Regions from separate parts of the Mus musculus genome. Here region 2 is linked to region 1. Evidence: chromatin contacts called from ENCODE Hi-C data. All regions are on one chromosome and are shown on one strand. Each heading gives the region's core, a stretch centred on a gene start or an enhancer-like site at or near the end of the contact. The rest is flanking DNA. Distances are from core to core; before and after follow the strand shown. Region 1 holds the start of Zfp84 (zinc finger protein 84). Region 2 holds the start of Catsperg2 (cation channel sperm associated auxiliary subunit gamma 2).

Region 1 (6,575 bases), core at 1,170-3,669:
AACCTTCCTCATATCCCCTTATCTCAAGGATAGAAGCCATTCATCTGTAAGCATACATGGCAAAACCTTCTTATAAACATAAAGAGATTTTTCTTTTTCAAAGATGGTGTTTTACTAAGTACACCAGGCTAGTCTCCAATGCAAAGGCCCACTTGCCTCTGCCTCCCAAGTCCTGGAATTTGAAATGTGTATTATACACCTGGCTACTTTCTTTTCTGTTTTCTTTTCTTTTCCTTTCTCCTTCCTTCCCTCCCTCCTTTCCTTCCTTCCTTCCTTCCTTCCTTCCTTCCTTCCTTCCTTTCTTCTTTTGGGATAGGGTCTCACCCTGTAGCTCTGGCTGTCCTGAAACTCGATATGTAGGCCAGGTTATCCTCAAACTCACAGAGATCTGCCTGCCTCTGTGTGCTGAGTGCTAGGATTAAAGGTGTGCGCCACCATGACCAGCCTTTAATTTTAAAAAACGCTATGTCCACAATTGATGGCCTAGGTCTCTTCGAGAACCCGGTAAAATGCCTGCTGTTTTTTCTTTTTTTCTGCAGGCAGCCTGAGCTTCTCCAAACTTTTGTCTGAGAGTTTATGCTCAGAATTGTTTTTGAAAAAGCTTTACTTATTTTATGCTTATGGGTGTTTCACCTGCACGTGTGTCTGTGTACCACGTGCATGCCTGGTGCCCTGAGGGGTCACAAAGAGGGGACTGTATCTGCTGGAACTGGAGCTATGGACAGCTATGAGTGTGGGTACTAGGGACTGAACCCAGACTCTCTGAAGAGTAGCCACGGCTCTTAACCACCGAGCCATCTATCTAGACACTAGACAGATGAATAAAATGAAATTCTGTCCAAAGTTCAAAGCCGTGCCTCTAGGCTACTCACTCTTCGGTGTTACCATGAACAGGTTCAATCATCTTCAAAACCTCCACATGCACCTCACCCCAGGACTAACCAATTCTATCTCACCCCACACTCCCTTTTACTAGGACAGTAGGAAGAGTTCCTCATGTCATGAAGAAAGGCGTTTCTGTGGATTCCTCCATACCAAGCCAAAAAAAAAAAAAGGAACTTGATCTCTCTGGAAACCGTAAACAAAAAAACAAAGTACATTTCAGGAACTTCAAATAATTTCTGCAGGAACTGGCCAGGTGCAGTATTAAAGTCCATTAGCCCACTTAAGCTGCTATAACAAAATACCAGAGACTAGCTTATAAATAACAAACTTATTTCTCTGTTGTGGTGGCACTGACAAATTAGGTGTCTAGTGAAAACCGATTTCCCCGGTCCCCAGATGGAGTCTCTGGACTGCACTCTCACCTAGAGAAGGCAGGTAGCTCCAGGGAGCCAGGGCACTACTCCCATTTAATTACCTTCAAAAAGCCCCCACCTTCTAAACCCACCACACCGAGGACTAGTTTTGTAACTATAAACTGGACAGGGTGAAGATGGGGTACAACGGAGACTCCGTGTGCTCACTATGTCTGCTTCTTGACAGAAAAGCCTAGAGCTGAGGAAGTTGTCTTTTTAGAACCTGAAGTGGATCACCCAGAATCATGAACTTCAAATTCTGACTTCTCTAGTGGTAGTCAACAGAGGCTAAGATTTTCTAAGAGTTCCCTAAACAAGGCTAAATGGCTACTCGGAGGGTGTGACACAAAAGTAGGAACCCACAGTAATTACGTTTTTTCAAATACAATTTCTATACACTCATCCGTTTCTGAGACAGGATTTCACTATGTGGGTCCCGGTAGCCTGGAACTCACTATGTTCCCACGGCTGTCCTCAAAGTCACTGACTTCCAGCTTCCGCAGCTCGAGTGCTGAAATTATAGATGTGGGTCACCATATCTAACTCCTAACTACAGTTAAAAGTCATGCTGATTGGTAAACTGATCTATCTTGAACACAGAAATCCTTACCGTCTCTACTATTTAGCTTTCTCCCCCCTCCCCCCAAATTTTCAAATAAACTTGACATAAATGGTGTCCCGCACCTCCCGCCCCCGACTTTGCGTTGCAAGACTAGAGGATCTGGTAACCACCTACTACCCACGTTCTGCTGACTTCGCGCACTCTCTCTCTCTCACCCTCCTGTACAATCCACATCCTCCAAAAACCTTTTCGCCCATGCAGTCACACTCCCGCCGCCTTAGTCCCTCTTTAAGCCTCTAGCGCCATCCCGGAAACCGGGTGGGTCCCCTAGAGCCGGCCTGCAGCCAGCGACCAACAAATACAGGCCTTAAGGACTGTATTTACACAAAGCACTTAAAACCAAGGGCAGACTCACTTCAAAAGTATAAACTGCGATCTCACGGCTTCGAACTCGGACGACCAGCGAATACCGACCAGGACAGTACCGGGTTAGGTCGGGTAGGGCACTGAGATGATCCGGAACAACCTCTTTCCAGCCACTTCCGCCATGTGGCTGAGCATTTATAGTGGACTACATTTCCCAGAAGGCGGTGCTACTTCTAGAGTCTGCAGGAGAGTTTCAGTGTGCGAGAGAGGAAGTAGAGATCTGTTGAAACTAGAGAACGGACGATTAGTTTTCTAAAGGGGGAATTTCCCAAGGATCCAAGGCTTGAAGTCTCTGAAACTTAAGCAGTTTCGGCTCTGTGGTGGGGGTGGATCTTTACTCCAGCTACAGAAGCGAGGCAAGAACCCGAGCAAGTGATCCAGCTCAGGACTACATTTCCCAGAAGACATCACAGACCGCGTTCTCGGTAAAGAACTCATCCTGCTATTGACAGTCGGATATATGAGGGCTCTTAAGAGCTTCTCCAGTGTGGTGTTCCAAGCTCCCTGAAGGAATGAGACAAGGCTGTTAGGACTGGGAACGACTGGATAGGGCAAAGATCGCCCTATCTTTACTGGAATATTTAGTCTACTTACCACTCGATAGCCACAAATTTAAATGTGCTGCATTAGCCTGGGTTGAGCATTGCATGTTTGTAATCCCAGCACTCAGGAGGCAGAAGCAGGAGAATCAAGAGTTTTAATGCCCGCCTCGGTTACATAACAAGTTTGAAGCCATGGTTACCTAACGACCTGTGTCCATAAAGGAAAATAAACAGAGAGATGGTTCAGTTCTTAAGAGCATCGTCTGTTCTGTTCCAAGCACTTATGTTGGGCCAATCATGAACATTTATGTTGGATCAAATTTTATGGAATTCCATATGTATGTATGTATATGTATATATATATATATATATATATATATTCTCACTCATATAATGAGAATTCAATGTCGATCATACTGGCTTCAAACTCTGGCCCATGTCTCTGCCTTCTGTTTGCTATGATTAAAAGTATGCATCACTGTGCCTCAAGTCTTGGTGGATTTTGTTATTGTTGGTTGATTTTGTTGTTGTGGAAGCAGAGTTTTATTAGGAAGACTGTCTCCGGGGGGAAGAGAGAGAGAGAGAGAGAGAGAGAGAGAGAGAGAGAGAGAGAGAGAGAGAGAGAGAGAGAGAGAGAGAGAGAGAAGAGAATATCTCGCTCACAAGATCTAGGTTTACCGGCAGCCTGAAACCCAGATTCCGCTTTTTGGATTTCTAGGTTCCTGGTCTTTCCGGGACCTCCTGGGACCCTTTCTAGACAGAATTCCCAGAGGAATTCTCCGTGAATCGGCTTAGAGCAGATGTTGTGGCAGGGGTTACACGAAGGAGGATTTGGTGCCCTGGCTTGTTTTTCCCACAAGGCACTGCGGCTTGGACTCCTCGGTTTGAACTACATTTCCCAGAAAACAACGGGTGCAAGCAATTTACAGTTCAGCCCCAGTCCCCAAACACCCCGCAGGGTTCTCAGTGCTCGGCAAAATGAATTCAACCTAAATCCAAGGGCGGTGACAGGAGGAGGGCTCTAAACAAATGTTTCAAATTTGGAGTTCCTGATTTGGACATGGAGAAGCCGCCAGTTGTTACTGGAATGTAGGCCTGTGGGTTAGTGAAGAGCACAGGAGCACTTTGTGTGTCTGTGTGAAGGAATGTGCGGGAGCGCGTGCATGTGTGAAAGGAGGAGAAGGGGTTGGAAGAGAAAGACAGAGGAAAGAGGCAGAGACAACGGGTGGTGGGTAAGATGGGAAGGGCTGGGATGTTTCTTCTGAATTGGAAGCACAGTGAGAAGCTGTGACCAGTGGGTGACATTACAGGCCGTGAGGGACAAGTCTTTGCTTGGGCTGCTGTAGTTCTATGTGTCAGTGACCCACCTAAGTTCCTTACTGTTTTCACCACTCGTTCTCCTCACGTTGACTTCTTGGGGCTGACACTGAAAGGTCTGTGAGAGGGAAGACATAAGCTAATCCCTAGATTAAGTTTTTCAGCAAGAAGACACAGCATTGTTAACAGTGGGAGGCATGGGATGCTGGTGGACCAGTCTCGTTCGTACAAGTCTCAGAGTCCCTGCTCTGTAAACCTGAACAGACAGCATCCAGTTGTTATGACTAAAGAAGCTCGTTTATACTGTGCAACCATCTTGGTACCCACCAACCAATTGTCTCTGACTCCAGTCCCTGGAAGATAAGTTCTGATTAACCCCGACTCAGTGACACCCACCCCAAAATGTAACTGCTTTATTATTTTTATTTCTTTTTCAGCTCCTGTAAAAGGAAGGGCAGTGGAAGGGCATCCTGAGACATGGGAGCTGAGGAACCTCATAGCTCTGAGAGGAAGCCTCCTCAGCAGAAGAGTTGCAGCTCCCAGGGGAGGGTGTCCCCACCTGAGCTGAGGACCAGGAGCCTCAGCCCTGTAGGGATATTGGGGCCCCGCATCTGCTCCACCACAGGGCTCAGCCACTCAGGGAGGCAGGACGCAGGAAGTTGACCATGTTTATTTACCGTGTTTATTTATACCATCACCAGACAGGCCCGGGACATGGCTCCAGGGGTGGGGAAGTGCAGTCTGAGGCACCGATGGTTCTCAGGTTCTCGGACATCCAGGTGCTGCTGGGAGACGCAGAAGACCTGAGAATGGAGCGAGGCCCTGCAGGCTAGACCTAGCCTGGGACAGGTGTGTGTGTGTGTGTGTAGCTCCAGCTGGTCCCACAGGGAGAGAGTCCTTGACTTAGCAGCAGCAGTGGGGCTCGAGCTTGGCTTGGTGGCAACTGTGACTGGGAGTGCAGAGAGGCCTTCTATGGGAGACTAGACTGTGGCTCCATAGGTGAAAGCCCTCTCCAAGGCTTCCCACGGTGGATCCCGATGAAAAGAGGCAGTCCATGGTTTTAAGGCATTTATTGTCATGGTGAAAGTAGATGAGTAAAACTGAAGTTAAATACCATTTGCAGGGAGGAGTGTCTGGGAAGGAAAGCTTATTGGCTAAAGCCCTCCAGGCCTTTAAGTAACTCATTAAAATGGAGATCTGTCTTGAGCCTACATGACCACAGGTCATGTCTTCTCCCTGTGGAGGGGCTTAGGGCATTGCCTTTACATGACTGGTGGACACAAATCTATGGGGAGCTTTGGCTAGTGACAGGGACCTGGTGCCGGGAGCAGGCGAAATGCCTACCATCCCTTCAAGGTCTCTGGATTTTAAACCTTAGCTCAACTAGGGACCAAGCTGCCATTCACGGTCCCACATAGCCCCACTCCTTCCCTTTGCTTCTTTTGTTCTTTTTGTTGCTTCTTTTCTTCTTGCCTTCTTCCAATGAAAGAGTCAAAACAGGCAGCAAATCTCATGAAAGAGAATTTTTGGAGGGCCCATGATGCAGAGGAAGGAATCTAGGAGTGGCTGCCTCTGCTTCCAGGAGTGAGCAACAGAGAATTAAAGAGCGGGTCTTACTGAGGATATCTGAGGAGGCTTTTCAGGGCGGGGATTTCCAGATTGAGGATTGGTGAAATTTCAAGTCCTGAGCTTGAGGAAGTCAGAGATTGGTGGGGTTTCCTGTTCAGGGATTAGGGGCTCCCCCCCCAATCCCCTTTCCCTGCAGGGCCCCATGGGTTAGGGTGGAAAGTCTCACCTGGCTTTGGCTTTGGCTGAGGTGCCATATCTATGGATCTGCTCTGGGAGGCCGGAGAGGAGAGCCTGACTTTGTGGACAGCTCCTGCAGCGGTATTTCATCAGGGTTGTAGGCTGAGGCAGGAAAGACGGTATCATCACCACGGACAGCTCCTGGTGGGCGGGCAGCTCCTGTTGAGGTGGAAAGGAGATGTGCCACTGCAGACAACTCCTGTGAAGGCTGCCATTTTGACAGGAGCCACCATTTTTGACAGCTCCGAGGTTGGGGTTGGGGTGGGGCATCTCATCTTGACCTTAGGATAGAATGGAAAGGAGGAGCCTTCCGCAGCTTTGATAGCTTTTGAGGTGTGATGCTTAGGGGCTACAGAAAGGCCTTTAAAATGTGTGGATACTTTACACAACACCAGAAAATTCATACTAGTAAAAAACGTTTCAATTGTAAAGGATTTGGGAAGGCTTTTATTCCGCTTCCATCTTTGCTCAACACCAGAGAATCCACACTGATAAGAAACCTCATATAAGTCATTAGCATGGGAGGTCCTACAGATATGGCTCACCCCTTAATGTACATCAAAGAATTGGTGCGTCTGTGAAAATCTAAGCATAGAGGGAACACGAGGAAGCTTTGAATGTGGC
Region 2 (6,575 bases), core at 1,213-3,712, 42 kb after region 1:
ACCAGACTTCTTTCTGCACCACCTGCAAGCCTTTTAACTTAGCATACAGATCATTATTACAACAACATGTGGGTTCAATCACATCATTTAAGACCATGAGAGGTGCAAGAGCCCCATAAAGGAGTAAGACTGAATTGAGAGGGAGTATTTCTGGAGCACCACCCAGTCTGCACCTGTCTCTATGGTTAATTTTGTCAAGGTCTCATTTAGGGTTCTATTTATCCTTTCTACCTGTCCTGAACTCTGAGGTCTGTACACACAATGTAATTTCCATTCGACCTCTAAATACTTGGCCATACCCTGACTTACCTGGGCAACAAAGGCAGGGCTATTACCTAACCCTACTGCTTTTGGCACTCTGAACCTTGGAAATTTTTCTTCAATAATCTTCTTGATGAACAACTGAGCAGTCTCATTTTTACAGGGAAAAGCCAGAAGATATTAATACCCATATTTTCTTCAGTAAAGTCTACCTTCCAGTAGATGCTGGGTCTGTCTCCCCAGTACCTCTTTCCTGGATCCACCATGGTGTGGCAGACATTGACTTTTTGTCAGGGCACACACTTGTGCACCACCTGGTCCACAAGGTGTTTTAACCCTGGTACATGATACTTAGTCTTGAAAAATGTCTGCATGAGATTGCATATCTCTAAATGAGTCCATTGATGCATTTGTTTGATCATAGCCTCTGCTTGTCTTTGTGGCAGGATTTTCTTTTCCCTGGAGGTGTACCACAGTTCCTTCTTTTTGTTGAACTGGTGACTGGAATCTTTGGAAATGAGGGGTAAGTCCTCTGCTGTGTAGGTAAACTCGGCTCTGTTGCCAGGAGCACCGGCAGGGCCATGGCTGAAATTGCTTGTGCCTCTTGGTCTGCCATGTTGTTGTTCCTTGCTATCACGGTATCTCTCTTCTTGTGACTAGGACAGTGGATGATGTTTACCCTGGCAGGGTCATGGAGGGCTCTCAGTAGAGCCAGTATTTCCTCTTTGTTTTTATTTTTTTTCCTCCCAACCTATGTTGATATATGGCCCCATGGACGTGGGCTGTGGCAAAAGCATACCTGCTATCTATGTAGATGTTTTGTCTTCTTTCTTTTTCTAATTCCAAGGCCTTAGTGAGAGTGATCAGTTCCTCCTTTTGGGCCGATACGTCATCTAGCAGGGCCTGTGTCCAGATAACTTGGTGTCTCTGTCTACCACAGCTGCTCCAGCATGTTTCCTCTCTTCTTCTAGATAGCTGCTCCTGTCTGTCAACCAGGTAATGTCTGCACCCTCTAGTGGCTGGTCTGTCAGATCTTTATGCCACCCATGTGCCTTAGCAAGAGCTTGCTGACAGTCATGGGCAGGGGGCTCTAAGTAGCATGACCCCAGTCAATTCTGAGACTGAAGGCAATTTTCCCAATCTGCTTTGTATAGTATTTTAATTTCATGCAAGTATTCAGGGCGAGCAGTACAGTAAGGAACTAACAAGGCAGTAAGCAAAAGTCCCGTGATTACTCCTGTGACAGGTGTTTAAAAGTGCTTGTCATAATGACCAAAATACTTGAGCCCACTTCCTTGTCCAAGCCCAAAATCTTGCCTGAAGCCTACTTCTTTTGTTGCACCCTAAGATTAAAATTCCTGCCTTACCCCACTTCCCTATTATAGCCTAAAGTTAGATTTTTTTTTTTAAAGGACAGCATTCTCAACAAATGGTGCTGGTTCAACTGGCAGTCAGCATGTAGAAGAATGCAAACTGATCCATTTAAAAAAACTTTTTAATTATTTTTTATTTATATGAGTACACTGTAGCTGTCTTCAGACACACCAGAAGAGGGCATCATATCCTATTACAGATGGTTGTGAGCCACCATGTGGGTGCTGGGAATTGAACTCAAGACCTCTGGAAGAGCAGTCAATGCTCTTAACCGCTGAACCATCTCTCCAGCCCCTAAAGTTAGATTCTTGCCTAAGCAAGAAACTTACTTCCTTATCATGCCCTAATGCTAGATTCCTGCCTGAACTTATGTCCCTGTCATGGCCAATGTCAGATTCCTGTGTGAAGCCCATTTCCTTGTCCTAGGCCAATGTCAGACTCCTGCCAAGCGGTACCTCAAAAGGCCCTCCACAAAAACGCTCAAGCCTAAGTTGGCTAATATTTAACTACCCTCCTACTTGAATATGATCTGCCCACTTCCAGATCTGCCCACCTCCAGATCACATTAGCTCAAACACACAAAGGTTCTGGAACATCTTGGCTCCTCAGGAGAAGTTTTGATCTAGAGGTCAAACATGAACAGTGCCTCTGTCAGAACAACCATTATAAATTCCTCTGTTTCCTTCTGAGAACAAAGCTACAGGTTTCCAGCATTTTTAGCCTGTCACACATCTGAGAGCCTGACTTGCTAGAGCCCTGCTCTCAAGGCCTTGGGCCCGTGCTGGGAAAATTCGCGTTACCATGGAAACGCGCAAGCCACGCAGGCCTGCCTCGTGCAAGGTGGAAGTCCAAGCAGCCATTTTAGGAGCTGGAAAGAGGGGTTGAACAGGCACTGCCAAGCAATGGTTGACCGGTTTTAACCAAGTGACTGGTACGGTGGGGCGGGGAGAAGAGGACGGTGCCATCCTAGGGGATGATGGGGTGTGTGTGTGTGGGGGGGGGAGTTGAGAAGGAGAGGGGAGGGGTGGGAGGCAAGGCAAGGAAAGGCTGGGAAAAGAGCAGGGCCAGGCAAAGAAAGGGCGAGGTGAAGGCCAGGGCGTGGCCTGAAGGATGGGTTTGGGTGCGGCTAGAAGAGGCGGGGCATAGGGCAGGTGGATGTTCAGGGAATGGACAGGAGAGATGAGAGAAGGTGGAGGGAAAAGGTGTTGGTGGGGACAGTGAGGATCGCGAAGTCAGCGTGGGTGTGGAATGACGGGAGGTCTTGCGGCCAGAGGACCATCTTTACCCAGGAGAGACCCAGAGATCAGGAGCGAAGTCCAGGCAGAGACACAAACTGGGGCAAGGAGAGAATTGTTTACCAGAGGGGGTTCGGTAAAGAGAGAGCCAAATGGGAGGACAGGTCTGGTAGAGAGAGAACGGACTGCAGTGAGGAGCGACTACCCTGCGAGGAAACAACCGGAGGCGAGGAGAGACCCCAAGGAGTAGAGAGGCCCCACGACCAGGAAAGGTTCCCTAAGGAGAAGGTGGCCCGGCGGGGCGAGCTGGTGCTGAGGAGAAATCACCAAGGCGGGAGAAGGGCTTTAAAGAAAAGGGGTGCGACGAGCAGGAGGGCCAGGTTGCCCTGGACCCAGGGAGAAGTGGCCAGGACCAGGGGCGTGGCCAAGAGAGGAGACAGTGAGGATTCGAACTACTGCAACACTTGGGGCCTGAACCAGGACCAGGGGCGTGGCCAAGAGAGAAGGCAGAGTGAAGATCCGCTCTACCACAACACTTCAGACTGGAGCCAGGACCAGGGGCGTGGCCAGGAGAGAAAGCTGAGCAGGATCTGATTTCCAGAAAGATTCAGACTTTAAGCCAAGGCAAAGCGCCTAGCGAGTAAGGAGGTGTGGATGAGGAAGAAGACTAGAAGCAGAGCAGGAGCGAAAAGGGGCGTGGCGAAGAGCAGTGTGAGGGCGGGGAACCTTGTGAGGGCGGAGCCAAGTCCCCTGAGGGGCGTAGTGGTAAGGAAAACACTCTGGCAAGACAAGAAAAAAAAGAGGGACTTGGTAGGTTAGGAGTTCCAAGAACTGGAACAGAGAAGAGCAAGGCCAGGGCAAAGGGGGAGAGAGCAACTAGGAAGCAGGGTGAAAAGAGCCGCAGGGGTAGGGACAGTAGTAAGAGCAGGGGCGGGGCGAGGAGTATTAGTAGGGGAGGAGCTGAGAGTAAGGGCGTGGCAAGGCCTAAGAGCAGGGCCCAGGCAGAGAGTAAGGGGCCCCAAAGCCTGATCAAAGGTGGAGCTAGGAAGAAGAGTGGGAAAAGGGGCAGGAACTGAGCGGTTTCCTAGAGATCAGCCTCAGCTAGCCAACTTGCAAGTGGGTGTTAATCCCCACGTTCTCCAGGTTCTAGCTACATGGTGTCCCGGCCAGCCATGTCCCCTGTCAGCCCTGTGTGGCCGAGAAAACCAAACCTTTGGGCATTCTGGGTACTGCGGCTAGTGCTATTGCTGTCATTGAAGTCGTGGGCTGAAGATGCTTTACAGCATTGCACCTGGCTTCTTGTCCTGAACAAGTTCGAGAAGGTAGGCTTGCATCTCTCCAAGGATCGATTTCAAGATCATGAGCCCATCGATACAGTGGCCAAGGTGTTCCAAAAGTTGACAGACTCGCCAATCGATCCGTCAGAGGTGAGGGAAGTGAGATCAAGAGTATCAAAGAGATTTGGGGTCAGTAAATAGAGGGATCTTGAGTCATTATACCAAGTGACTAGATATTTCCCCCAACTTTCCTTACAGAACTATTTGAGCTTTCCTTACTACCTGCAAATCAACTTTTCCTGTCCGGGACAGGTAAGAGTTTACAGTATGAGTAGGCTGATTTCTGTAACTCTCCAATTTCCCATTATTTTCAGCAGTGTTTTTTCAATACAGTTTAATAGTAGTCTCCACCAACCCTGAAGGCATTAACGATTCAGTCTCCCACTAGGAGAATTGAATAAGAACACAATAGGGACAAAAAGTGAGCACAGCACCCCCCCACGGGGCCCCATTTTAAAATTGAGATGTAGCTCATCTTTTGTTTTGTTTAGGGGCCTAGGGACAGAATCCAAGGCTTTGTACATGCTACCACTGCTACCTGCTACCACCCTGTTCTCAGCCCCTAAAGGTGTCGTTCTAAAGTATACAGATCAGTACATTTTACTGTATCTACAGAGTCAGGCAACTGTCTCAGCTCCATTTAGCCATGACAGAAACATCGTGACCAAGGCAACTTATAAACCAAAAGTCCAAGAGCAGCACAGTAGGGAACCCGGTGGGACCACCATGGCAGGTACTTCCATCCACAAGCAGGAAGCAGAGAAAGCGAACTAGGAATGGTGCAGACCTCAAGGCCTACCACCCCTGGTGACACATCTCCTCCATGAAGGCCATATGTAATCCTATTCAGTCAGACCCACAGCTAAGGACCAAGCATTCAAACATAGGAGCCTAAGGGGCTCAAACAATACCTCACTCAAACAATCACACTAACCTCATTATCTTTCCCTGGAATGTTCCTATTATCCTCCAATAAGAACCCTGTGTCTAATAATAGTTATTCTCTCTTTTAAAAAAAGCATTCATCTTATTTTTAATAGGTCTATACATGTGCATGCAGTTGCCTATGGAGGTCGGAAGAGGGTGATGAATTCCTGGGATTGGAGTTACAAGCTATTGTGGCTTGACATAGATGCTGGCAATCATGCTTTGGTCATCTAGAAGAACAGTTAAACACTCTAACCATTGAGTCAGCCAATCTCTCTGGCCCCGCACTCTTCCTTTCAGGATATAGGATAGTGTTACTTGACCCGGGCTGGCCTTGAATTCACAACAGTTCTTGTGCCCCTGTCTCTCAAGTACTGGGATTATAGGTATGAGCCAGCATGCCAACCTTCCTTTGCCCATTTTGGTTGGTTGGTTGGTTGGTTCTTTAGGACAGGGTCTTTCTACAGAGTCCTGGCTATCTTGGAACTCACAGAGATCTGCCTGCCTTTGCCAGGATCAAAGGTGGAATGTGTCATCTGGATTGGCCTTCCTTTGGTTTTATTATTTTTAAAAACGATTTATTTCTTTTTATTGTGTGTGCATTGGTGTTCTGCCTGAATGCATGTCTATGGGAGGGTGTCAAGTGTCCTGAACTGTAGTTACAGACATTTGTGAGCCACCATATGTTTGCTGGGAACTAAACCTGGGTCCTCTGGAAGAGGAGTTGGTGCTCTTAACCTCTAAGTCATCTCTCCAGCCTCCCTTGCTCATTTTAAAATGAAGTTTTGTTTGTTTGTTTGTTCGTTTGTTTTTTTTACTTTTAATTATTGATTTGTGAAAATTATTATTATTAATTATTAGAGATTTTATCTTATGTATATGAGCACACTGCAGCTGTCTTCAGAGGCACCCAACGAGGGCTTCAGATCCCATTACAGATGGTTGTGAGCCACCATGTGGTTGCTAGGAATTGACCTTGGGACCTCAGGAAGAAGAGTCAGTGCTCTTAACCGCTGAGCCATCACTCCAGCCTGTGAAAATTATTTATAAATTTTAAATAATAGTTTGAATAATTTCATACAGATGATTTGCAAACATTGTGTCCTATTCTGTAGGTTCTTTCTCTGAAGAACCTTGCTATGGGTCTTGCTATGTAGACCGAACTGGTCTCAAACTCATAAAGATCTACCTGCCTCTGCCTCCTTAGTGTTGGGATTCAAGGTGTGTGCCATCACCACCTGATTCTTTTATTAGTGTTTTTGAGGCGGAGTCTCATGAGAGCCAGGCTGACTGACTGGTATAGCAAAGAACCACCTCAGACTTCTGACCGCCTGGCCTTTCCAGGCTCCGTGGGAGCTTGCTGGGATTCTGAAAGCCCATTGGACCACCGCACTTGTTTTTATTCCGTGATGAGGAAAGAGCTTAGTGCCTCACCATACTA

Evidence for each region. A loop is a pair of places that touch in the nucleus more often than their neighbours do.
Region 2: a loop to region 1 is called in a map of CH12.LX, with 2.6 times the contacts of the local background. The contact joins the promoter of Catsperg2 here to the promoter of Zfp84 in region 1. A Hi-C loop is called at or near these places in 2 of 37 maps with a recorded cell type or tissue (CH12.LX and Patski).

What each region holds. Positions count from the first base shown.
Region 1 is chr7:29,764,396-29,770,970 of GRCm38, reverse strand. Zfp84 (zinc finger protein 84) reads right to left here and starts at 2,419. Exons shown (of 5, transcript NM_023750.2): 1 at 2,276-2,419. Gm38983 (a long non-coding RNA gene) reads left to right here and starts at 2,718. Exons shown (of 2, transcript XR_881933.3): 1 at 2,718-3,917; 2 at 4,583-6,575.
Region 2 is chr7:29,722,919-29,729,493 of GRCm38, reverse strand. It overlaps Catsperg2 (cation channel sperm associated auxiliary subunit gamma 2), which reads left to right and starts at 2,462. Exons shown (of 29, transcript NM_029714.4): 1 at 2,462-2,566; 2 at 4,014-4,297; 3 at 4,406-4,459. The coding sequence starts at 4,025.